3 separate regions of the Mus musculus genome follow, and regions 1 and 3 are each linked to region 2. A link is a loop called in an ENCODE intact Hi-C map of the cell type or tissue named here. Cell type or tissue: heart. All regions are shown on one strand.

What was found. Peaks named below come from ENCODE experiments on the same cell type or tissue, not always from the same donor. Only the 100,000 strongest peaks of a DNase experiment are listed, where the experiment ranks them.
Region 1: a loop joins it to region 2, with 4 times the contacts of the local background. A loop is called at or near these places in 8 of 42 quality-filtered maps.
Region 3: a loop joins it to region 2, with 4 times the contacts of the local background. A loop is called at or near these places in 17 of 42 quality-filtered maps.

The regions. Positions count from the first base shown.
Region 1 is chr6:57,577,507-57,585,506 of GRCm38, reverse strand. It overlaps Herc6 (hect domain and RLD 6), which reads right to left and starts at 4,515. Exons shown (of 23, transcript NM_025992.2): 1 at 4,275-4,515; 2 at 2,175-2,334; 3 at 881-957. The coding sequence starts at 4,470. In heart, no CTCF peak of the experiment used is centred here; a DNase peak (open chromatin) is centred at 4,456; H3K4me3 peaks cover 1,175 bases; H3K27ac peaks cover 790 bases.
Region 2 is chr6:56,920,777-56,928,776 of GRCm38, reverse strand. Nt5c3 (5'-nucleotidase, cytosolic III) reads left to right here and starts at 4,845. Exons shown (of 9, transcript NM_026004.3): 1 at 4,845-5,105. The coding sequence starts at 4,968. It also overlaps a transcript of Vmn1r4 not described here. In heart, no CTCF peak of the experiment used is centred here; a DNase peak (open chromatin) is centred at 4,836; H3K4me3 peaks cover 3,953 bases; H3K27ac peaks cover 2,182 bases; H3K27me3 peaks cover 335 bases.
Region 3 is chr6:56,700,613-56,708,612 of GRCm38, reverse strand. It overlaps Lsm5 (LSM5 homolog, U6 small nuclear RNA and mRNA degradation associated), which reads left to right and starts at 3,914. Exons shown (of 5, transcript NM_025520.3): 1 at 3,914-3,990; 2 at 5,204-5,299; 3 at 5,580-5,607; 4 at 6,445-6,517; 5 at 7,324-7,550. The coding sequence starts at 3,945. The coding sequence ends at 7,356. In heart, a CTCF peak has its summit at 3,951; a DNase peak (open chromatin) is centred at 3,822; H3K4me3 peaks cover 1,695 bases; H3K27ac peaks cover 1,034 bases.

The DNA of each region.
Region 1 (8,000 bases), 660 kb before region 2:
CAGATTTTTAGATTTATCCAAACCACCAAAGAAATTAACACCCTAAACAGACTCACAACAAATGTGATTGAAACAATAATAAAGGGTCTCCAGCTGGCATAAATAGATTTAAAGATAAGATAAATATCTCAATAAATGCAAATGCCTTTGAGAAAATCCAACGTACTGTCAGAATAAAAATCCTAGAGATAGTAGTACTAGAGGGAATGTAACGCAAATTAATAATTAATAAAATTAATTTTAAATTAAAAATTAATATTTGAGAAATATCATAAGTGAAGATAAACTTGAGTCACTCCCATTAAAACTAGGAAGGTGGAGAAGCTGTCTACTGTCCTAAGCACTGTCCAAGCACTATTTGGAGCAGAACGCAACAGAGGAAATTTAAGAGTCAAAGATAAAAATGAAAAAGTAAAATTATCTTTATTTTCAGATGACACGCTAGTAGGCATAACTGACTCCAAATACCCTATCAGAAAACTTCTAGAAAGAACCAATAATTTCAGCAAAACGACATGACACAAAAATCAACTCTTCAAAATCAGTAACCTTTCTAAAGGCCATCAATAAACAATATGAGAAAGAAGTGATGGACACATGCCCACTCACAATAGCCTCAAAGAAAATAACTATCTAGGAACCAAGCTAAGCAAGGAGGGGAAAGACCTCTACAATGAAAACTTAAAATCTCTGAGTGAAGAGATTTGGAGACATTAGAAAATGAAGAGCTCTCCAATGCTTATGAACAGGCAGAAATAATATTGTGAAAATGACCATCCTACCAAAAGCAATGAAGAGCGTCAGTCCAGTCCTAATCAAATCTCCACAACATTATTTTAAAATATTTCCTAATGACAGAGGCCCTCTAAGTATTCCTTACCTTCTGATAAGGCCAAAGAGTGGTAGTGTCCACAGGAAACTTGGATTATTTTTATGCCAGCCAGAGCTTTTATTTTCCTATATTTAAAAAAAGTCACAGAAATCTGTTGAACCTTCTTTAGGATGAGTTATCAAAGAAATTACAGACATGTAAAAGTATTTTAGATGAGACATCAGATCTCAGCGAACAATGTTATTCTGTGCTTCTGGAATACCACTTTTCCAAAGTGTTAAGCTGGTTTTTTTCCTTCCTGCTTTTTATGATTTTCGCTATTTAGGAGAAGGGTTTTGCTCCCAGCTTCCAAGAACTACAGACCACCCCTGTTCCTCTCTGAAGACAGTAGCATTGGGTTTTCCTATTCTGCACCTCCCATATCTTTTCAAAGGACCAGAGAGTCTTCTTTCCCACACCGACCCTGCTAATGCCACTCCCATGGCTGTCATTTCACTGGCTGTAGTGTTTGGAAACAGCAGGAATGTCATCCATCTAACCATTGCATCACTAAATGACAAGACATCTGACTACCTGACAAGAACCACGAGTCTCTGCTGTGCACTCCTTAATCCACTATCTTCACTTCCACACACAGCCCACAGCCAAAATCCCCTAGCATCTGTTGTCTTTCTTTGGTGTGGGTTGGGTTTTTTGTTTGTCTGTGTCTGCTTGTGGCACTTAGAGTTAGTTTTTAAGGGGAGAAGGGTAAGAACGGGTCTCACATAGGCCTGGCTGGTCTCTGATGTAGGTAAGGATGTAGGTAAGGATGACCTTGAACTTCTGATTCTCCTGTCTCAGCAAAGGTCTATGCATTTTAGAGCATCAGTGGAAGAGGACAGCATGTTCCATTAACCTTTTCCATCACAATGGTAATGGATATTCTCCCATATAGGAGCTTGAGCATTTGGGAAATAATGTGAGAGGCTCTTCTTTAGTCAGATACAAGATAATCAAGTAAGATTTCTTTCTTAGTCCTTGGTATCTTGATAGTTTGTAGTTTAAAATACTTTATTTATTTATTTATTTATTTATTTATTTATTTATTTATTTATTTACTGTAGAAGTTCAAGGGGGCTCCCATACTTGTATTACAATAAGTAATATCAGGACTTAAGAATCGCATATCATTTCATCCTTACTCTCTCCTTCATGGCCCTCTATTTAATGAACTGATTCTACACATGATTTCCTGAACACTTTTCTCAGCACATTTTAACCCTTACACTAGTAATCTCTGTGCCATGGCATTTGAGTACTTAGCACTTAAAAATACTGGAAAGTAGTGAATTGAAATACTTACGTAGGCATAAAGCTTATTTCCTTAAATTCTCCAATCCCCAGCTGCCCTTCAGAACCGGCTCCCCAAGCGAAGACCTTTCCTTTGTGGCAGACAGCCACAGAGTGTTCCTTCCCACAGCTCACCAGGTCAACATGCAGATCATTCAGTGCCTGAATTGGTTCTTTGGGAACAGAAACAAATTTTAAAGAGAGAGAGAGAGAGAGAGAGAGAGAGAGAGAGAGAGAGAGAGAGAGAGAGAGAGAGAGAGAGAGAGGAGGGAAGGAAGGAAGGAAAGAAGAAAGAAAGAAAGAAAGAAAGAAAGAAAGAAAGAAAGAAAGAAAGAAAGAAAGAAAGAAAGAAAGGGAGAGAGAGAAAAAGAAAGAAAGAAAGGGAGAGAGAGAAAAAGAAAGAAAGAAAGAAAGAAAGAAAGAAAGAAAGAAAGAAAGAAAGAAAGAAAAAAAGAAAGGAAAAAGAAAAAGAAAGAGAAAAGAAAATGAAAAACCTTCCATAAGATTATAAATGTCTGGAGTTTAAGACAGGAATTGCCTCTGAAAAGGGAGGAGGGGAGTTACCCAGATTCTTTGTGTCCCTCAGTGTTGGTTAAATCAATTCTAAAGTTCTTACTAAACATCATGAAGAAGTAAACCCAATATGTTTATACATGTGTGGAAAGACAGCAGTTTTTATGGACTACCTGGACACAACTTGGCAGGCAAAGTCGGAGCACCTTGAGTTCCTATCTGAGCAAACTGAAACCTAGCTCAAAATAAGATTCACAGCCCACGGAAACGAAACTGAAAGGTGCCCATTCGTGTCTGGCAAGGGCTTTATCATTATTTCTTAGATGGTTCCCCACAATTTATTATCCAACCTCTTTTCTTTTGTTAAGTACACAAGTTCCTGGATCTAAGCACCTCTTTTACTTTCTGTGAATTCCTATATACACAAAAATTACTCTCTAGGTAAAAGACTAATAAAATCCCATGCTGTTTTTTGCCTATTCATTTTTTTCAAGTTAAATTTGTAGCTTCCAGAAACTGAATCCAAAGGGACAGAGGAATAGTTTTCGTGTTCTACACAGTTCTTCAAATTATTCTACACACATAATCAAATATAGTCAATGGGAATGTAAAATAGTCCAGTGGTAGAGTGCTTGCTTAGCATATAAAGTGGCAAAAATAGATAATTAAAACCAGAAAAACAAACTAGAACTTTAGTTAGTTTGAAGTTACTTAGAAGTGAATCAATATCATATATAAAATCCCCTAGTGGATTAATGTTTTGGTAAAACCACAACTTCTTGTTTAGATACAATTACAATAACTCATAATGACAAAATTCCTATAAAAATTAAATACATAAGCAGAAGATAAAACGAGGAGCTGCAATGGTCTTAGAGTTGCTTTTGGTGTAATTATAGGTGACTTTTTAAATTTTAAATATTTTATTATTTTTACGTGTGTGTGTGTGTGTGTGTGTGTGTGTGTGTGTGTGTGCGCGCGCGCGCTTGCGCTTGCGCATCACTGTGTGCATATATGTGTGTGCTGGTACCCATAGAGGCATAGGATCCTCTGGAACTGTAATTATAGGTAGTTGTAAACTGCCGCATAAGTGTCAGGAGCTGAACTCTTAACCACCGAGCCATCTCTCAAGACCCTACAGGTGGCTTCTTTAGTACTTTCCTACATCAGCTTTAATGCCGAAAAATGCTATTATACTTTTTTAAAAAAACAAAAAACAAAAACAAAACCTTAGGAGAGAAGATGCCCCAAGTTATTGCTAAGCTTTTCGGTTTGGAAATCAGATTCCCCCCACCCCACCCCCTCCAGAAAGTTCTCTCAGGCTTAGCTTGGTAAGGAGGAGGGACTTTCTTTCTATCCAGAGGAAAGCTTGCTTTTTTGCTTTCAGTTTCTCAATGAAGAGGAATTGGAAACCGAAACAAATACAAACTCCAGAGCTCTAGGAGTTGACCAGTTGATGCAAGCTGCTTAAAACAGGGTTCCAGCTTCTGATATCCCTGGTCCAGCCACCCGGTATCCCTGGTCCCCTGGTCCCCTGGTCCCCTGGACCCGAGGCCCCCACATACTGTCCTGAGCACCTGCTCAGGAGCTTGGAAGTCACCTGGCCTTTCGGTACTCTGGTCTCTCCTCTGGCCCAGCTGTCCCCAGCTGTTGTCCCCGCAGGAATACACCCTGTGGTTGCTGAACAGTAGGAGCGAGTGGTGTTCCCCGCTGGCTGCCTGCAAGAGTTCAATGCCGCTGGTTCCCGCCTTCAGGCGCCGAGGCTTCCGGCTTCCTGCAGCCCAGCTGAAATACATCCCTGCGGTGCACAGCCACCCGCGGCTCTGGTATGTCAGATGGGCTCCCAAAAGCAAGTGACCTAGCTTCCCTAACTCCTCCCAAGGGCACTGCCCAGTCCCTTACGTCATAGTTCTTTCCAGTAAGTGCCTGCTTGTCCCACACCACTAACATCTTTCTCACAGGCATTTCTAGGGTCATTTTGAAACCTGGCTGCTTGAATTTTCAGTACTGAGTATCTGAGAAGACAGGGAAGAAGAAAGTATCTCCATCATGAGTAAGCCACTTGTGAGTCCTGATGCTCTGGACAAATTTCTAGGTCTGTGAAATATTTATTAAGTGACAATATCCACAAGTTGTAGCAATTTCAGTGGCAACCAGTTCCCAGGGAATCTGCTTTCCTTGGCAATTCTAGCTGGGGTTCTTTTATTCCAGTCTTGATTATTAATTTTCAGATCACACATTAAGCACCACATGGTAAACCTATATGTATAATAAATAGATTATGGAGTATGTTCAGGGGGTTACAGAACTTTTTTGAGAATTTCAAAGAGGCCTAGAAAGCCAAAGCTGGGAAGCCTGTAAGGATGTAATTAATAATGAACCCTAACTGAGCTGCAATGGAGAAGCTGCTGTCCAACTGAATCCAACTGCAGAGTAAGGGCAGGGGCCAGATATGTAAAGAAATGAAAACCTTCACATCAAAGCTACACAAGCCAACAGAAAAAAAGTGAACACTCTTTTGCAGGTTTGCTGAGCTCTGAAGGAATTTAAGGGAGACATCTTTAGAGCTGTGTGTTCCAAGGTGACTCTGGCTCTCTCTGGCTCTCTCTCTCTCTCTCTCTCTCTCTCTCTCTCTCTCTCTCTCTCTCTCTCTCTCTCTCTCTCTCTCTCCCTCCCTCCCTCCCTCCCTCCCTCCCTCCCTTTCTCCCTCCCTCCCTCCCCACCTTTGAAAACAAACACAGCACTGAAAGGGTTGTGGGTCACTGTGTTTATTCCCATCTGCTGCAGGTTGAAGCCTCTCTAATGATGGCTGAATAAGGCACTGCCATATGAGCCTAGCAGACTATTATTGAGTCATTTTATTGTTACCCTTTTGTTTTTCTTAGACCAGTAGTATTTGGTTTTGTCCTAGGTTCTGGTTCTTGGTCACCTGAGCAGTGTCAGGTATGGGTTCCTTCCATCTCATGGTGTAGGCCTTAAGTCAAATCTGAAATCAGTTGGTTACTCCACGTGGTTTGTGCCACCATTGCCCTAGCATATTTTCCAAGCAGGACAAATTGTAGATCAAGGGTTTTATGGTTGGATTGGTTTACTTTTCTCTTTTAGCAACCTGCAGAGTCCCTTTGCCTGTCATAGACATTAGAACATGGGACTCCACATTCAGTGCATTGTGTGAGTATTGACTTCAGCAATGAAAACTTGCTGTTGGTTTGTTGAGAGACACCTATTTTCTTGGCAACAGCCTGAAGTATTTGAGGATTTCATAGCGACCCTTTCAACCAATAACTCAACTGGATAAAACTTAATCCCAGACTGAAATTTTCCACTGGGACAGACATGGCCAGTTGGGGTTCCATCTCCCTCATTATTTAGAGACTTCAATAGGACCACCTTCATTATTTTAGGAAGTTTCCACTACATCAGGTTTCCATATTCTTCAAATGAGTTTCAATACTAGCTGTTCCTCCTCTCATTGCCTCTCTAAATTCCATTTCCTCTCTTCTTTCCCACCAGAACCTCCCATTCTCATGCCTTCCTCTCCTCTACCAGTAAAATCCATTTCTATTTCTCCATCCCAGAAAAAAATCCATGTGTCTTCCTAGTCCCTTCCTCTATGCCTAACCTCTCTGGGTTAAAAAGATACACGAATATACAGAATACCAAGTAGACAACAAAATCAGAAAAGAAATTCCTCATAGTATTCTTTAACATGCAGCCATTCAGTTTGATCAGCACCATTTTTTGAAGATTCTATTTTCTAGTTTGTATTTCTAGCTTCTTTCTCAAAAATCACATGTCTATAAGTATGTGGACTTATTTCTGGGTGTTCAGTTCTATTCTATTAATCAACATGCCTGCTTTTATGCCAATGGTATACTACTTGTCTTGCTATAGCTTTGTAGTATAACTTGAGAGCCCCAAAAGTTCTTCAATTGTGCAGGATTGTTTTCGCTAGCATCGATTGTGTGTGTGTCTGTGTTTCAATATGAAGTAGAAAATTGTCCTTTCAAGCTCTTTGAAGAATTGTGCTGGAATTTTAATAGAGATTGCATCGAATCTGTAGATTGCCTTTGGTAGGATGGCCATTTTTACTATGTCAATTCTACTGATCCATGAGCATGAAGACATCCATTGTCTGATGTCTTCTTCAATTTCCTTCTTCAAAGACTTGAAGTTCTCTCATACAAGTCTTCCACTTGTTTGGTTAGTCTTACCCCAAAATACTTTATATTATTTGAGGCTATTGTGATGGATACTATTTCCTGAATTTCTTTCTCTGTTTGTCATTTGTATATAGGGGGGTTACTGATGTTTTTATGAGTTAATTTTGTATCCAGCTACTTTGTTGAAATTATCAGTTGTAGAAATTCTATGGTAGAATTTTTAGGGTCACTTATATATCATCTGCAAATAGAAATATTTTGACTTCTTTCCAACTTGTATACCTTTGATCTCTTTAGTTGTCTTATTGTTCTAGCTAAGACTTCAAATGCTATATTGAATACATATGAAGAAAGTATGCAACCTTGACTTGTTCCTGATTTTAGTGGAATTGTGTTGAGTTTTTCTTCATTTAGTGTGACATTCACTATAGGCTAGCTTTAAACTGCTTTTATTATATTGAGGTATGTTCCTTGTAGCCCTAATCTCTCCAGCACTTTTATGATGAAAGGGTGTTCGATTTTGTCAAAGGCCTTTTGTTCATCTAGTGAGATGATCTTGTAACTTTTCTCTTTGTTTATATGGTGGATTAATTATATTTATTGATTTTTCATACACTGAACAACCACTACATCTCTGGGATGAAGTCTACTTGATCCTGTGGATTCTTTTTACATGTTCATGCATTCAGTTTGAAGGTATTTTATTAAGTACTTTTTGTATGTATATACTTAAGGGTGTCAGGGTAACTGGGGACTCATAAAATGAATTAGACAATGTTTCTTCTGTTTCTAGTTTATGGAATAAATTGAAGCGTATTGGTGTTAACTCTTCTTTGAAAGATTGGTAGACTTCTATATTAAGACCATATGACCCTGCGTGGTTTTTGTTGTTGTTTTGGTTTTTTTTTTTTCTTTTTGTGGTTGGAAGACTATTAATGAGTGTTCTATTTCACTAGGAACTATAAGTCTATTTTAATTGTTTTTCTGATTTTGATTTAATTTTGGTAGGTAGATCAATTGAGAAAACTATCAATTTCTTTTAGATTTTTTCAATTTTGTGGAGTACTTTTTTGAAATAAGGTCTAATGACTCTTTGGCTTTCCTTGGTGTCTCTTAATATGTCTCTCTTTTCACTTCTGATCTTGTTAATTTGGACATTTCCT
Region 2 (8,000 bases):
TGAGCAAATAAGGTGGATCCTTGGGGTATGGAGCTAGGCCTGTTTTCCAGATGTCAAGCTACAGTGACATAAAGTTGGAAGGGAAGGTTTTGGAGAAAATAGAAGACCAATTAGATGGAAGGGAATCCCATCTATAAGATCCAACTATATATTGTATGCAAGAAACACACCTCCCTGGTAAAGATATGGCAAACTCAGAGTCAGCAGACTGACAACAGTCTTCTAAACAAATAGAAACCGAAACCAAGTAGTATACCTATATAGGTATCTGATAAAATATGTTTCAAAGCAAAATTAATGAGAAAAAGTAAAGGTGTCTTAGCTACTTTATTTTTAATCCTGTGATAAGACACCATGACAAGGCAACTTAGAAGAAAGAGTTTATTGGCCTTATTGTTTCAGAGGGTAAGTTTATAACATCATGACAGGAAACATGGCAATAGGCAGACAGGTATGACACTGGAGCAGTAGCTGAGAGCTTACATCCTGATCTATAGGCAGGAGGCAGAGAGAACTAACTGGAGATGGAACAAATCTTTTGAAACTTCAAAGCCTGACCCCAGTGATATACTTCCTCCAACAAGGCCACACTTCTGAATCTTTCCCAAGTAATTCAACAAACTGGGGGCCAAATATTAAAATACATGAGTCTATGAGAGCCATTTTCATTCAAACATCTACAGAATATGTATCATTTACTTTTCTACTACTGTGAAAAAATACTATGGACAAAAGCAACTTAAAGAAAGAAGAGTTTATACTTGATTATGGTTCCAGTAGAATAAGAGTCCTCATGGCAGGGAGACATGGCAGCAATCAGCAGGCCTGGTAGCCTCAGGAAACTGAGAGATCATCTTCTCAACTGCAAACATGAAGTAGAGAGCATGAATGGAATTATGGCCAGTTACACACTTCCTCCAATAAGGCTGAACCTCCAAAAGGTTCCACAACTTCCCCAAACAGTACACCAACTGGGGACCAAATGTTAAAATACAGGTGCCTGTGGAAGATTTTTTCCACTCAAACCACCCCACAAGGCTACTACATATTAAGTTTTAAAAAGCAGTTCATCAAGAATAATAACAGTTGTAAATAAATACATCAATATCGAGACATAATTTCATTTTAAAACTAATGGTTTTGAAGGTTATGATAGGTCCTGATATCATAATACTGGATAATTTCAATACCATATACTAATCCCTATATGGGTCATTCAACAAGCAAAAATTAATGGAGAAATCGGGGTTAAATTATACCATAGATCAAGTGGACATGATGGATATATACAGAATTTCACATCCAACATATATACAGAATACATATTCTTGTTAGTAGCTACTGGAATCATATCTAAAGTAGAACACATTATATAGGTCATAAGGTAAATAGGTAATGGGTCATAAGGTAAAATTGTCAAAGATTCAAAGTAATCTCTTGTATTTGATGATGTAATTGCACAATAAAACCAGAAATCACTTGAAAACAACTACAGAAACTAAGCAAATGTATGGAGTCAGAATTACACATTGTTGAATGTCCAGTGTGTCTTTGAAGAAATCATGGAGGACATCTAAAAGTTTCTTGAATCCCATAAAAATTAAACCACTACTTGTCAAAATACTTGGGATATGAAATTAGCTCTATGAGGAAAGTTTATAGCAATAATAAATAAAATAATAAAATAAAAAAGCTCTCAAGTAATATAGTCATGTACCTTAAAATCCTTGAAAATCAAGTGCAAGCAAAAACCCTAAAAGTGGTAGAGAGCAAAAAGAATAACAAAGATTAGGGCAGAAATTAATGATACATAGACAAATGTATTCTTTTGCACTATAAACAAATTTAACAACCCCTATTCATACTAACCAAATAAAAGAGAAAAGACCCAGATCAATACAATTAGAGATGAAAACAGGAGGTTACTACGGAGCTCAGAAATCAATCTAGAGGTTTCTCAGAAAATTGGAAACAGATATAGCAATCCTGGGCATATACCTAAAAGATGCCCCACCATGCCACAAGAGCATGTGTTCCGCTGTTTATAGCAGCCTTATTTCTGATAGCCAGAAGCTGGAAACAACCCAGATGTCCCACAACAGGAGAATGGATACAGAAAATGTGGTTCATTTACACAATGGAATACTATTAAGCTATTAAGAACATCCTGAGTTTTGCAGGCAAATGAATAGAACTAGAAAATATCATCCTGAGTAAGGTAACTCAGACCCAAAAGCACATGCATGGTATGTAGTCACTAATAAGTGGATATTAGCCCAAAAAGTACTACATACCAAGGATACAATCCACAGAACTCAAAAAGGTTAACAAGCTGAAGGGCCCAAGTGAGGATGCTTCAAACCCACTTGGGAGGAAAAAGAAAGCAATCATGGGAAGGAACTGGGTGGGAGAGGCGAGGAGGGGAAAAAGAATATGATCAGTACTGGAGGGAACAGAAATGAAGCCCTGAGGGTCAACAGAATGAAAGGAAACAGTCAACCTTGGGAGGTAGGAGGTGGGAGGACCCTTTGGAATGTACCAGAGACCTGGGAGATGATAGTCTCTCAGAACTCAAAGAGAGGGACCTTAGATGAAATACCCAACAATGAGGAAATGGAGAGATGAAGGGATGTTGTTGCCATCCCACAGTCAAAAGCTCTGACCCAGAATTATTACTATCTAAAAGAACTACAGAGATAAAGGTAGAAAGGAGGTCCAGTGACTGGCCCAAATTGGGATCCATCTCAAGGGGAGGCTCCAAGACCTGACACTATAACTGATGCTATGGTGTGCATAGCTGTCCTCTGAGAAGCCCAACCAGCAGCTGACCAAGACAGATGCAGATACTTACACCCAAACATTGCACTGAAGTCTGAAACTCCTGTGGTTGAATTAGAGAAAGGCTAGAAGAAGCTGAAGAGGAGGGCAACCCCATAGGAAAGCTATAGATATAGATATATAGGTACATTTTTAGAGTGCTTTGCAAGGGCCCCAGGGATAGGACAGAGAACATATGACACAGAGAAAAACAATCCTTAGCTTTAATTATGATGACAATCAAGCCATATCACCTCAAAGTATGATTAAAGGAGATCAGACTATGCCATAGGGAAACAGGCTACTTTGGTACAACAATTATTTTGATCTGAAAGATGCTGAGAACTATTCAAAGCAGGGAAAGCTCTTTGAAGAATTTCCCTTAAATTCGATAGTCGTTTGTGTGAGAATGCCCCCCCTAGGCTCATACATTTGAGCATATGATCTCCAGTTGGTGGTGCTGTTTCAGGAGCTTTAGAGGTGCAGCCTTCTTCGAGGAAGCATGTCTCTGGAGCTTTGCTTTAAGGGTTTGAAGACTGTCCCACTTCGTTTGCTCTCTGTACTTTGTGCTTATAGTTGAGATGAAAGATGTACCTCTGTTACCATGCCAGCAGCCTGCTGCCACCTGCTGCCATGCTGACCCCACCATTATGGATTCTTGTAAATTCTTTCTTTCTTCTATAAGGGGTCTTGGTCATGGTGTTTTATCACAGCCACAGAAAATTAATACAAATTCCTTATAATTTTAAACATCTCTAGTGTAGAAGAAATACACATTTAAACAGAGAGAGAGAGACAGAAACAGAGAGAGACAGAGACAGAGATTGTTGAGATTGTCATTAGTAAATGTATCAGGTCAAGAGCTTCTCCAAACAGAATTGTTGAACTTGAGGGTTGGTAATAGGCACCCTATCGCTGAGCTCACACCTTTATCCCCTGGAAAGATTTTCATCTGCACAAGGCAACCTTTAGTCACCATACATTTCCCCTCCTGCAGACTCCAACTTGCTCAAGAATGTCAAATATAATACATATTCCTTTCAGTAATTTAGGTGGTATATTTCAGCCTCAATTTTTGGCCATTTCGTTAAGGCTTTGACCCATGGCCCTGGTTAATCAGCCACTGTACTCCGAGCAATCCTCCTGCCTGAGGATCCTACATGCAGGAATCAGAAGCATGCTCCATCATGACCAGCTTGAGTCTCATATTTCTGTGGAACTTCTGTTTGCACAATGAATTGTTCTACTCAAGATAATGTCTATGTCAATTTGCTTTAGACCAGCTAATAAAAACCTAAAACAGAAAAATAATTCTTTCTCTCCCACGGCTTTTCATTCTTAACTTCCTTCGGTTGCATATATCAGGCAGAGAGAGACAGTCTCGCCAAGCAGCAGCCCAAACCTCACAGAATCGGGGGCGACTCTCCTGAGATTCTCTCTTGCACCTCATCACACCCCACCCACTCAGCGAGAAGCAGAGTAAACTACATGAATCCCTTGAAATATACTAAGCAAGAGAGAACAACGTTAAGTTTCTCTGCACACGCTCCTAAGGAAAGTAAGCTAAAGTTGTAGGTAGACTGTGACTGAAAAGCCCAACAGCTGACAGATCTCCCAAAAACGACTATATCTAGGCCTTCCAACCCAGGATGCTACTGCGCAGGTCAGACGCAGCGCCGCTGAGCCTGCTGGGTGTCGTAGTCCATGAAGGCTAGGACGAGGCACAGTTTCTGAGTGGGTGGCGGGTGAATTTTCTCACACTGGGGCAAGACTTTGTTTTCTCGATGTTTCTGGTGCGATCTTACTGTGGACTATAGGCACAGCATAGCATCCGGGTCACCAGGATTCTGGGTTACAGATGCACTACTTGCATTTAGTAGCTAATTACAGTTGTTTCCTTCCGGGTCCTTGCGGCGTTTCCTGAAGTCAGGGTCAGAGGAAGTCCCGCCCCCACTATAAGGGCGGGATTCCGGACGCGGACCTCTTAGTCTCCGCCCCGTCGTCCCCGCCCCTCACCTCTTCTGGGCGGGGCCTCCTCGGTTTCCCCCGCGCGGGGCGGGGCTCCGGGGAAGTGTGCGGCTTGCGGCCGCGCCCCTGGGCTCGTACCCGCGGATCCCGGGCTTCCGCGCCGAGAGCACGCGGGCCTGTCAATGGACCGCGCGGCCGTGGCGCGAGTGGGCGCGGTGGCGAGCGCCAGTGTGTGCGCGGTGGTAGCAGGCGTGGTGCTGGCCCAGTACATATTCACCTTGAAGAGAAAAACGGGCCGCAAGACCAAGATCATCGAAATGGTGAGTGCGGGAGCATCGGCTCGCGCGCGAGCAGCCCAAGTGGCGTGGGCCGGCCGCGGCCCTGCGAGGGCAGCCTGCACGCGTGCTGATGCTTGACAGCGTTTGTTTCAAAGAGTGGAGAGAATAGATGCTCGGAGATAACTACCTCTTGCTGCAAAACCCGTTTCTCCAGAGCTAATCTCCAGTTGGCAACCGCCTCCAAGACGTGCAGCTAATCCGATAGTCTCTTGTCCAGGAGTCGGTTGGTTGGTTGGTTGGTTGGTTGGTTTGTTTGTTTGTTTTACATCATCGGGGCTGCCTTGGCTTACGTTATGAAAAGAGCATTTTCAGTGTTTTTTTAGAAATGCCAATATTGAAACAGCTCGATTATTTGAATGTTCTTCCTTGTTTTATGTTCCAAGAAGTATTCATGTGTCAGTCCCCCAAAACTCTTTCCTAAATCCTAGAAATGTACTTTTAAGAGTTAATTGCAGTCTCGTTTAAATTGTTTGTCTCAAGAATTCCATTTGAGGTTTGTTTTAAGGCGATTTGTTGATCCCAGAATGTCTGTTTCATTTAGGGTTGTTTTGATGTTACTGTTGTTCCATCTGACTTGAGCATGCATGGTGAGTGTGACTTACTTACTGGAGTACAAGTGAGCATCCAGAACTAAAATATAAAGTTGAGAAACTATTTCTATTGAAACTAATATTTTAAGTGAATTCCTTTATTCCTGGGTTATTTTCTTTATATACCTCTGGTTGCAAACATTTTGTGTGAGAAGTTTTGCCTCCCTCCCTGTCTAGCGAATTTACATGGCTTTATTTTGTTCCATACTCAAATTTTATAATTTTCCATCAGTGGGAAAAAGCTGATTTCGCTGTCTTTCTCTATGTACTTAAACAGTGGGCTGATTTTTCCACGAAATCTTAAGGAAGAGTTTTACTTTCATTGTATAAAGTACTAAGGGACCAATAATGCCAAATATTTTTTGTTTGTACTGTACAAGTCAGTCTTTATATGCATTGTTTTAAACTATGCGTCAGACCCCCTAATAGTTTTTCAGTAGAAGATGTAAAAGAGTTTAATATTTTTACTTTTATAGTTTTAGCTGATTGTTCCTTTAGATGGGAGAAATATTTGGATGACCTGAAATATATATTCCGGCCCTTGTTCTCTCTCTTTATAAGTCATGTTTGGGGAGTCCTCTGTACCTGTCTCCACCCTCTTCCTTCATAGAATGTGTACAAACCCAAGGATACCCACTGAACATTGCTGTTCTGATCACAGATGGTATATAACTACCTAACCAAGGTAGGCTAGGAAAAAATGACACCAGTTGCGTTCTGGGTGATGGTGTTTCTCTTGCCTCAGCCATCTCAGTGCAAGATTACATTCCTGAGTTACCCTGGCCATCAGGACATTTTTAATTGAAAGGCATTAGGGATTTGCTAGTGAGCTATGCATGCCATAGTGGAAATGTCCAGTAATGTGGCAAACTAGATTCCCAGAGAAAACCAATCAAAAGGTACACTAGAAGTATTCAGAGAGATAAGACAAGCCATTTAGTGAAGTTGGCTGGCACTTTACAATTTAATTATCCTGGTGTGTACTCCCTGAATCTGTTTTAACGTCTACCCGTACTTACACACATGGTCTATACTGGTATAGACCCCAGGGCTTTACACCTGCTAGACAACCATACCTGCTTCGTCAGTGCCCTCCTAGCCCATCCCCTTTTAAGGCAAGGTCTTTCTGTAGTGAGAAATCTGGAGTTCTGGCTTCTTTAAAAAACATAGAAATACTATAAAAATATGTTTTCATTGTAAACCCAAGTGTGAGCTATGGGTCTGGTTCAGAGTGTCCACGGCAGCTGACTGTGGTTTGCCGCAGGCTCTAGTAGGGGTGCGCTTTTTTCAGCTGCAGATTGTTTCTGTGATGGAGTGACTTCTGGAATTCTGGGGACTTTTCAGAGGGTATATAAATGTGAAGGCCCAGAGAGGCAGGGTGGGTTGTTGTTAGGTTGTTGTTGATTGGCTGTTGGTTGCTGTGGGTCGCTGTTTGTTAAATATTTGGCGAGAAGAAGAAATTAGATATCCTGATGGTGAAGATCAAACTTGCCCCTAGGAACTCAACACCCCTAATCAACAGGATGCAGTCTAAGGATAACTTGTCCCCCTTCTGGCCCCTGACTTCATTCTGGGATCTCTTTCCTTTCCTCTCTATCCTTTTTTTCTCTCTTATCTGATGTTAGGGAGTAAGGGTAGAAGAAAAAGGATGGAGAAGGGTGAAAAAGAGAAGAGCCCACAAAGTATCCAGGAATAGCTACATCTTTCTGAATCCTGTGTCCATGCCTTGAATTCGCCATCCTTCCTGTGTTAGGATGGCAGCCATGTGCCACCACAATCAGCTCCAGATTTCTCTTTATCGCATCTACAGTCTCTTAAGATTACTGATTAATTTGTCATAATCAAACCCTTTCTCTAAGAGTTTTATTTTAGAACAATATGGATTTACCGTAGTATGAACGAGTGCTCTCATATATCACACACCAGTTTCCCTTGTCATTAATATCTTGTGTGACTCATTTGTATTGATACATTATTAAATGCACTGCCACCCTTTTCAGATTTCCTTCACGTTTACTTATGTCCCAGGAGTTTCTCTTGGGTATCACAACACACTTAGTCATCCTGGCTCCTTGTTGTGGCCTTCACAGTACTTCTGAGTACTGTGCAGCTCCTTATCTTACCCCACTCTGGTCCAGAGATTAAACCCAGGGCCTCTTCACAAGTGTTCTACCCGAGACTCACACCCCAGCCTCCTTATCTTGTCTTCACTGGGCATGTTCTCAAACTTCACTTGTTTGAAGTTTTGGTATTTTGTAGAATGGCCTTGGTTGCGTTTATCAGGAGC
Region 3 (8,000 bases), 220 kb after region 2:
GGAATTTACAGTGGTTTAGGAAGTAGATTGGGCTGTGGTTTTAGAGTATAGCATTATTCATGAGATGGTTAGATAGAATGGAACTCCCTAGTTAGAACCATGACTTGGGTGTGAAAGCCCTTGCCCTAAGAGAGTAAAGACCTCACACCTGGCTTCTAAGACTATAGCTGAGTTACACCCATACACACATATTTACAATGGCCTAAGGGGAAGGTGGACTATAAATAGACTAAAATAGGAACTATGGCAAGGGCACGAAGCCCTTGACCCTGGCTTCTAAGATTAATCAAATCTTAGGTGGAGCCCTTTTTGATCCCAGTTGTTAACAATAAATTCTATCCCAGGTGGTTCCCGTTAGACCTGTGTTTGCATTCCTCTGTTTTATGTAAGATTCTGGTTACCTCATTTGTACCTTGCGAATATGTCACCCAACTTCCTTATTGTCTTCTGCATAAAAAGTCTGATGCTCGATTTGAAAAATACATTCAGATTCCACACAACCTCTCCTGTGTGCTTCTGTTTGTCACTCATCCGACGCTTTGCCCACCCGAGACTAGAGACCCGTTCCACGCAGACAAAGGGGCCCAGAGGGTCTGCGGCAAATAAGTAACAAGACATCACACAGAATACCTATTGCTGTGTACTAGATCTTGTCCTAACCAATTTTCATAGGTTATTTCATTTAATCATTAAAATAATATTTTAAGTTGGTGAGGGAGGTAGTTCCATGGTTAAGAGTATTGGCTCCTCTTCTAGGAGACCTGGGTTTGATTCCCATCATCTGCATGGGATTCATAATTGTGATTTAAGTCCCAAGGGATCTGGTGCCCTCTCTGGCCTCCATGGACACCAGACACATATATTGTGCACAGACAATAAGCTGGTTTGAATAAAAATGAACTCCATAGGCTCATATATTTGAATGTTTAATTTCCAGTGTTTGGAACTGTTTGAAAAGATTAGAAGGATTAGTAGGTGTGGCCTTAGAGGAAGTATGTCACTGGAAGCGGGGGGCGGGGCTTTGAGGTTATCAAAAGCCATGCCAGGACTAATCTTTTTCTCTTGGCCTGTGGATCAGGATGTAGCTCTCAGCTACTGCTCCAGTGCCATGGATGCTGCTATTACTGCCCCCCCACAAGAATGATAATGATCTAAAGCTCTGCAACTTAAAGCAAGTTCCCAATTGATGTTTAAGTGTTGCCTTGGTTGTGGTGTCCTGTGGGAAGCCACATGTGCTGTTGCTGAGTGGCACTGACTACTGCTGGCCACCACACATAAGATTGGACAAACAACCAATGTGTACATATGCAGTAAATTTTTTTGCAAAGACACTGCCTGGCCCAGGCATGATAATGAGGTTCTGTAAGGTACTGAGAGTATAACCAATCAGATGTGAGACATGCAAATGAGGTATGATAATGAGGTTCTGTAAGGTACTGAGAGAGAGTAGCCAATCAGATGAGGAACATGCAAATGAGGCTTAGTGCATAACCAATCCGGGTGTGAGACACGCCCCTCCTAGGCCTATAAAAGCAGCACCAGTTCTGGGCTCGAAGTCTTTTCGCCTCTACAATCAAGCTCTCCCAATAAACGTGTGCAGAAGGATCCTGTTGCAGCGTCGTTCTTCCTGGCCAGTCGAGCGCGCGCAAGAGTGTCCCTTCACATCAATAGAAAAGTCACAAAGACAGACATACATGCAAACGAAACACCCATATAATTAATTAATTAATTAATTAATTAAAAATAATACTGTGTTTGCCATTACTATCAGTGCTTCTAATAGAAAAACTAAGATTTAAAAAGCTTAAATAATGTACACATAAGAAAAAATAATTAGTAGAAACTGTGTTGGGGTTAGTGAGATGGCTCTAGATAAAGGTGTTTTCTGCCATGCTTGTTGACCAGAGTTTGAGCCCCGGAATACACATGATAGAAGGAAAGAACACATTCCTTCAAATTTTCTTCTATTACACATGTGTGTGCACTCATATGGTGCACACAATTCAATGTAATTTTAAAAACAGTTTTAAAAGCTTTTAAAAATTGTGAAGTTTGGATTTGACTAAAAGTCACTAAATTCAGAACCAGTGGATTTAATCACTATGCTATGTCCCAGTGTTCTTAGTCTTGAGGAATCGGGTTTTTGAAGGGTAGCTAACTTTGAATAATTATATTAAAAAATACATCCAAGTAATCCTGACAGCTATTGACACTGCTGTCAGCCAGCATCGGCCTCCAACAAGACTACACAAGTCAGGATAGGTGATCATCTCTGGCCAGGGTCCTGCAAACTGAACATCTTTACCAGGACATTGAGCAGTATCATGCAGTTAAATAGAAAAAAAAATGAGTGAAGACTGGGGTTACTCAGGAAATGGATTTGAAAAGGCAAGTGTTTTATGCTCAATGTGGGAGAAATGGGTATGGTTTAAAGACAAGATCAACAAGAGAAGCTTGGAGTGACACACATCCACTGCACACAATGTTTCCTTTTCTCAGAATGCGGCTTTTGCCTCTTCTCTGCTTACCCATTCTTAGTCACTGTGTGAGAAGACTCCCAACAACTCCTCAGTTCTTCAAGCTGTGGCCAAGGGACAGTGTTTTAACTTGTTTTAAGCACAAGGAACTTAATCCTGACTCTTACCTCAAAAGGATGGCTGTCAAGTGTGTTTGTAATTGCCTTGGGACCTAGTAGATCTGTAAGACTTATAGATTGGGCGTGGAGGAAAAAAAGCCACCACTGGCTTGGAATTGAGAATGGAGCTGAGTTTTCATTGCTTTCCATATTAAATCCCATAGTGCTGTGCACATGAAATGTACTATTTGTCCTCCTTCCCACTCTCTTGGTTGAAGACTTTTCTGAACATTGTTTTATGTATCCAGCAAGCTGCTAGTCAAACAATATTCCACTGATATGTTTTTTCAATGGAGGAATGAAGGGTGCTCATCTCTCATATTTAGGCTGTTTGGTTTTAAGTCTGTCACATGAGATGGACAAAGGCAAAGTATTTATCTGCTTTAACAACAACAACAACAACAACAACAACAACAAAACAAGCACGTAAACGAACAAACAAAAAACACTAGGGCCCAAACTCCGGGCCTCATGAATGCTAGGAAAGTACCCTATAGCCAAGCTACCAGCTAGCCCTTGTTAGTTTTAATTTCTTATTTTGTGTCGGGGTCTAAGAGGGCCATGCCTGCAACAGATGCCTCCTTTTGTCTCTCAAGTGTTGGGTTTACTGGCCACTCCACGTTAAAAGGGGGCTTTTTAATCTTTTCCAATGCAGAAGTGTGATAGCAAGGTTTCCAAACATGATGGAGTCAACATACAGAGTGACATCTTACGGTTGCCTGCAAATTGAAAACTGATAGTGACTTTAATGCCTGTAATAAACCAGACACCTAGAAACGACAAGAAGAAATTAAATAATAGTAGAAGTTTTTTGTTTGTTTGTTTGTTTGTTTGTTTTTTCTAAAAAAAAAAAAGCTTGTGAAAAATGCTGCTTTATAGACTTTCAGTCCTCTGGCCTTAAAAGTACCAGATTCCTTAAAAAAAAAAAAATGAGTAGTTGTTGAGGAGCATGCAGAACGAGTTTATAGTAGGAAATATAAATTGATTTTATTGCTCTGAAGAAAGATACAGGCTTGAAATGCAACCTTCTAGAGGAAAATTAACCGACTCAGAGATCTCGTATGCTGGTCTTCCGGCGGCAAATTATCTCTGAAGTTTAGCAAAACTTGGGGGTACCATAGGTGCCTGTTGGGTTGGTGGCAGGGATAGAGATCCGAACCTCTCTATCGAATCTGTCTGCGATCCATTGGGATCCTCTGGATCTCAAGATCGGCTTTGGATTAGTCTTGTCTGAACCAGCTGTGGAAAAGGGCGGAAGCGCGCAATTTTAAAGTCTGCGCCGGTGTCCTTAGCCACTTCCGGCGTGGCCATGGCGGCTAACGCGACCACGAACCCGTCCCAACTCCTGCCACTAGGTAAAAGTCTTGTTTGGGGAGCGGTCGGGTTGCTGCAATTCCACGCTGGGGGCCGAGGCTGGGCCACCGCCCCTCCGGGCCCGGCTGTCCGGTCCTTGGCGTCACTGGGCAGACAGACAGACCGTTTTGCCTGTCGGTGGTCGGTGAGGGTCCCACTTAGTGAAGGACGTGCTCGGCCTTTTTGAGCTCGCCAGTAAGATGTCATGAGTCGCGCAGTCCCAGTTCTCAGCTTGGCCTTCTTGGTCTCCAGATCAGGTAGACCCTGTATTGGCTTGGGTAAGGAGTGCGCCACGGCATACAATGAATCTTACAATAGAAATCTGGAAACTAGCCCCGTCGTTCATTAATTCAACAAGCAATTCCCGCGCAGTGCCAGAGAACTGTTGAATAATGAACTTGAATTACAGCCATTGCTTTCAAGATCGCACACCGGCACGCATCGTGCTGAGCAATTCTAAGATGCTGAGATGAACAGGTTGGCCCAGGAGCACAGAGAGTTAAGGTTAAGTGAGAGAAGGAGTGACGGGAAAGCCGGTGTCTGTAATAATGCTTCTCCCTTGTCATGTTTTGGGGCTGGTGAGCTTAGTGAATGTGTCTGTGATTGAAAGTTTTTGCAGTGTTAGATATTGTTTATCGGTACAAACACTGATGAAGAAAAACAGTTATGGTCTCCACCCACCTCATGGTGTGTGTTTTCATACATTAATCAAATAATCTAAATAAAAATCACAGTCCTATTAATTGCAAATAAAGAGTTAAGTGAAAGCTAAGGCAAACATTTGTGCTAACGATTAAACAGAGATTTGTGTAAGATGTAAAATTACCGAATGGTTCCAGATACATATGTAGGAGAGTATGGCCTTTTTTGACATCATTGGGAGGGGAGGCTCTTGATCCTGTGGAGTTTGATGCCACAGCATAAGGAGAATGCTGGAGTGGGTGGGTGGGTGGGGGAGCACCCTCATAGAAGCAATTGGGGAGTGGGGAGAAGGTAGATATGGGAGGGGTGTTGTGGAGGGGTAACCAGGAAGGGGGAATATCATTTGAGATGTAAACAGATGGAATGATTAATAAAAGTAAGTAAATAAATAAATAAATAGCAAAAAACTGAATGTTTTTGCTTATCTTTAATGATAAAAAATAATAAGTGAAGTAGGCATTCAAATGTTGGTCGATCTAATAAGTAGGTAAAATTACCCTTTTCCTTCCACAGAGCTTGTGGACAAATGTATAGGGTCAAGAATTCACATTGTGATGAAGAGTGATAAAGAAATTGTCGGGACACTTCTAGGATTTGATGACTTTGTCAGTATCCTTTTTAAAAGCGGGAATGGTGTAGGTTTCTAAAGATGTATTAATATAAGAAAGAACTATAGACAACCGAAGAATTTCTGGTTATTACATTAAGAATAATTTTGTTTTCCAGGAACTTGGTAGTATTTTAAGAGGTGTGTTTGCTGACAGTTGATAGGGCTCTTGCCAACAACAAACCTTTTGAATTTGCACTATCATAGTGTTGAACATATTTTAAACCAAACAAAAACATATACCTGAATAAACCTTATTTATTTTCTTAACATTAAATTCAGATATGGTGTTGGAAGATGTCACAGAATTGTGAGTAGTATTTAAAAAATTAAAAAAATTTGAGAGGAGGGGAGGAAATCTCTTTTTAATTAAAGATGGTGCCTTGATTACTTTTTTCTATTAATGTGAAGAGACAGCATGACAAAGGTATCTTATGGAAGAATGCGTTTAACTGGGGGCTTGCTTACAGTTTCAGATGGTTAGAGTCCCTGACTGTCCTAGCTAAGAGCTTATATGTTAGATAATAACCAAGAGAGAGAGAGAGAGAGAGAGAGAGAGAGAGAGAGAGAAGTAAATAGAGAACGCGAGCGCACTAAGTGGGTATAATTTAGGTTTTTGGAATCTCAAAGCCTAACAGGGTGATACACCTCCTCCAAAAAAGGCCACACCTCCTAATCATTTCCAGTTTGCCAACAGAGGACCAAGTGGAGGCCATTCTCCTTTAAACCTCCATAGCAGCTTTAGTATGATCGATATAAAAAAAATTACTTGTTGGAAAATACCTTAATACTGAAACGTTATTTACTGGTGTTTGTGAGGTCCAGTTAAAGGATTATTATCTTCATATTATTCCTGAATTTGTAAGAAATTAGTGTGAACAAGCTTTATGGTGAATTATATTTACATGAGTATTATCCAATGGGCAGTTTGTATTCTGTATATATTTACTGTAATTATATGCGTTCACATTGAATCATGTGTAAGAATAACAGCTTTGTCACTAGGGATTGAACCCAGGGCCTTGTGTGTGTGCTCTGCCACCAAGCTATTCTCCTTACCCCAGTAGGACTTTTAGGGAGGGAAAGTGTTTCTAATACTGCCTTTGATTACTTGTTTATCCAGACTCCATTTAATCTATCTTTTTAGTGAAATTACACCAGAAGGAAGAAGAATTACAAAATTAGATCAAATTCTACTAAATGGAAATAATATAACAATGGTAAGACATTAAAACTTTTCTCTGGAAATTATTTTACTTTTGTAGTGTAGGGATTATGGAACTGACTTAAACTTCTATTTCGTTGGCAATGTTCATGGCACTGAGATAGACACACTGAGGATGGGAAGGGAGCCTTGGTGATCTGTGCCTCAGGGCAGCTGTTGAAAGTGCTTTGGTCCTTGTCTTAGTCAGGGTTTCTATTCCTGCACAAACATCATGACCAAGAAGCAAGTTGGGGAGGAAAGGGTTTATTTGGCTTACACTTCCATACTGCTGTTCATCACCAAAGGAAATCAGGACTGGAACTCAAGCAGGTCAGGAAGCAGGAGCTGATGCAGAGGCCATGGAGGGATGTTCCTTACTGGCTTGCTTCCCCTGGCTTGCTCAGCCTGCTTTCTTATAGAACCCAAGACTACCAGCCCAGAGATGGTCCCACCCACAAGGGGACCTCCCCTCTTGATCACTAATTGAGAAAATGCCCCACAGTTGGATCTCATGGAGGCATTTCCTCAACTGAAGCTCCTTTCTCTGTGATAACTCCAGCTTGTGTCAAGTTGACACAAAACTAGCCAGTACAGTCCTTAGGATTAGCTTGCTTATTAATCTTTGTCGACTTCTAGCTCATCCGGAATCATTAATAACTTAGACGTCAGCTAGTGATGTAGGGATTACTAACAGATGGACTTGGAGAAGATGGGATGTGAAGGATGGGGGAGAGGCAAAGCTGGCTTTGGTCCACGAGGGACACGAAGGGTTTTTTAGGTGGTGTGGTAGTGTTATTAATAAATTCTTTTTCTCCAATGCAGCTGGTTCCCGGAGGAGAAGGGCCTGAAGTATGAATGGATTTCCTCGACGTTGTTTTCAAACCTTTAACATTTAGAGTCTATAAATGAAGTTTCCGTTAAAGGGAAACTCTTTGAAGATATACATCCATTTTTCTAAGCTAATCATGGTTATTTTGGGAAAAGAAGAGTTTTGTTTTGTCTTCTTTTTTTTTTTAAAGACTAAAAAAAATAAAGATGTTTTTGGTTAACTGTGATTTGATTTATTATGTCGAAGTAGCTCGTGAAGCAAATATAGTTTTTTGATACTTAGTTTCATATTGATTTCTGTTTATTTTCTCCCTCATTTGTATTAATTTGATTGGGGCAGGGGTAATTTTACTCAGTGGCTTGAGGGTAGGGTGGAGCAGAAGGGATCTGTCTAATGAGATGTCCTCCAATGGCTGTTCTCCCTGGCCTCTTTGCTAAAAGTGAACTTAGGTCTTGTTCTTTCAGAGATTTTCTTTATTTTTATTGTATGTGTATGCGTATCTTCCTGCATGTGGGCCTACTTCATATGCAGTGTCTGCGGAGACCAGAAGAGGTGGTTGGATCCCTGGTACTGGAGTTACTGTGGGCTGTAACCTGTGCAGTGTGGGGCTGGGAATTCAACCTGGGTTCTCTGTGTGAGGAGCTTGTGCTCTTAACCACTGAGCCATCTC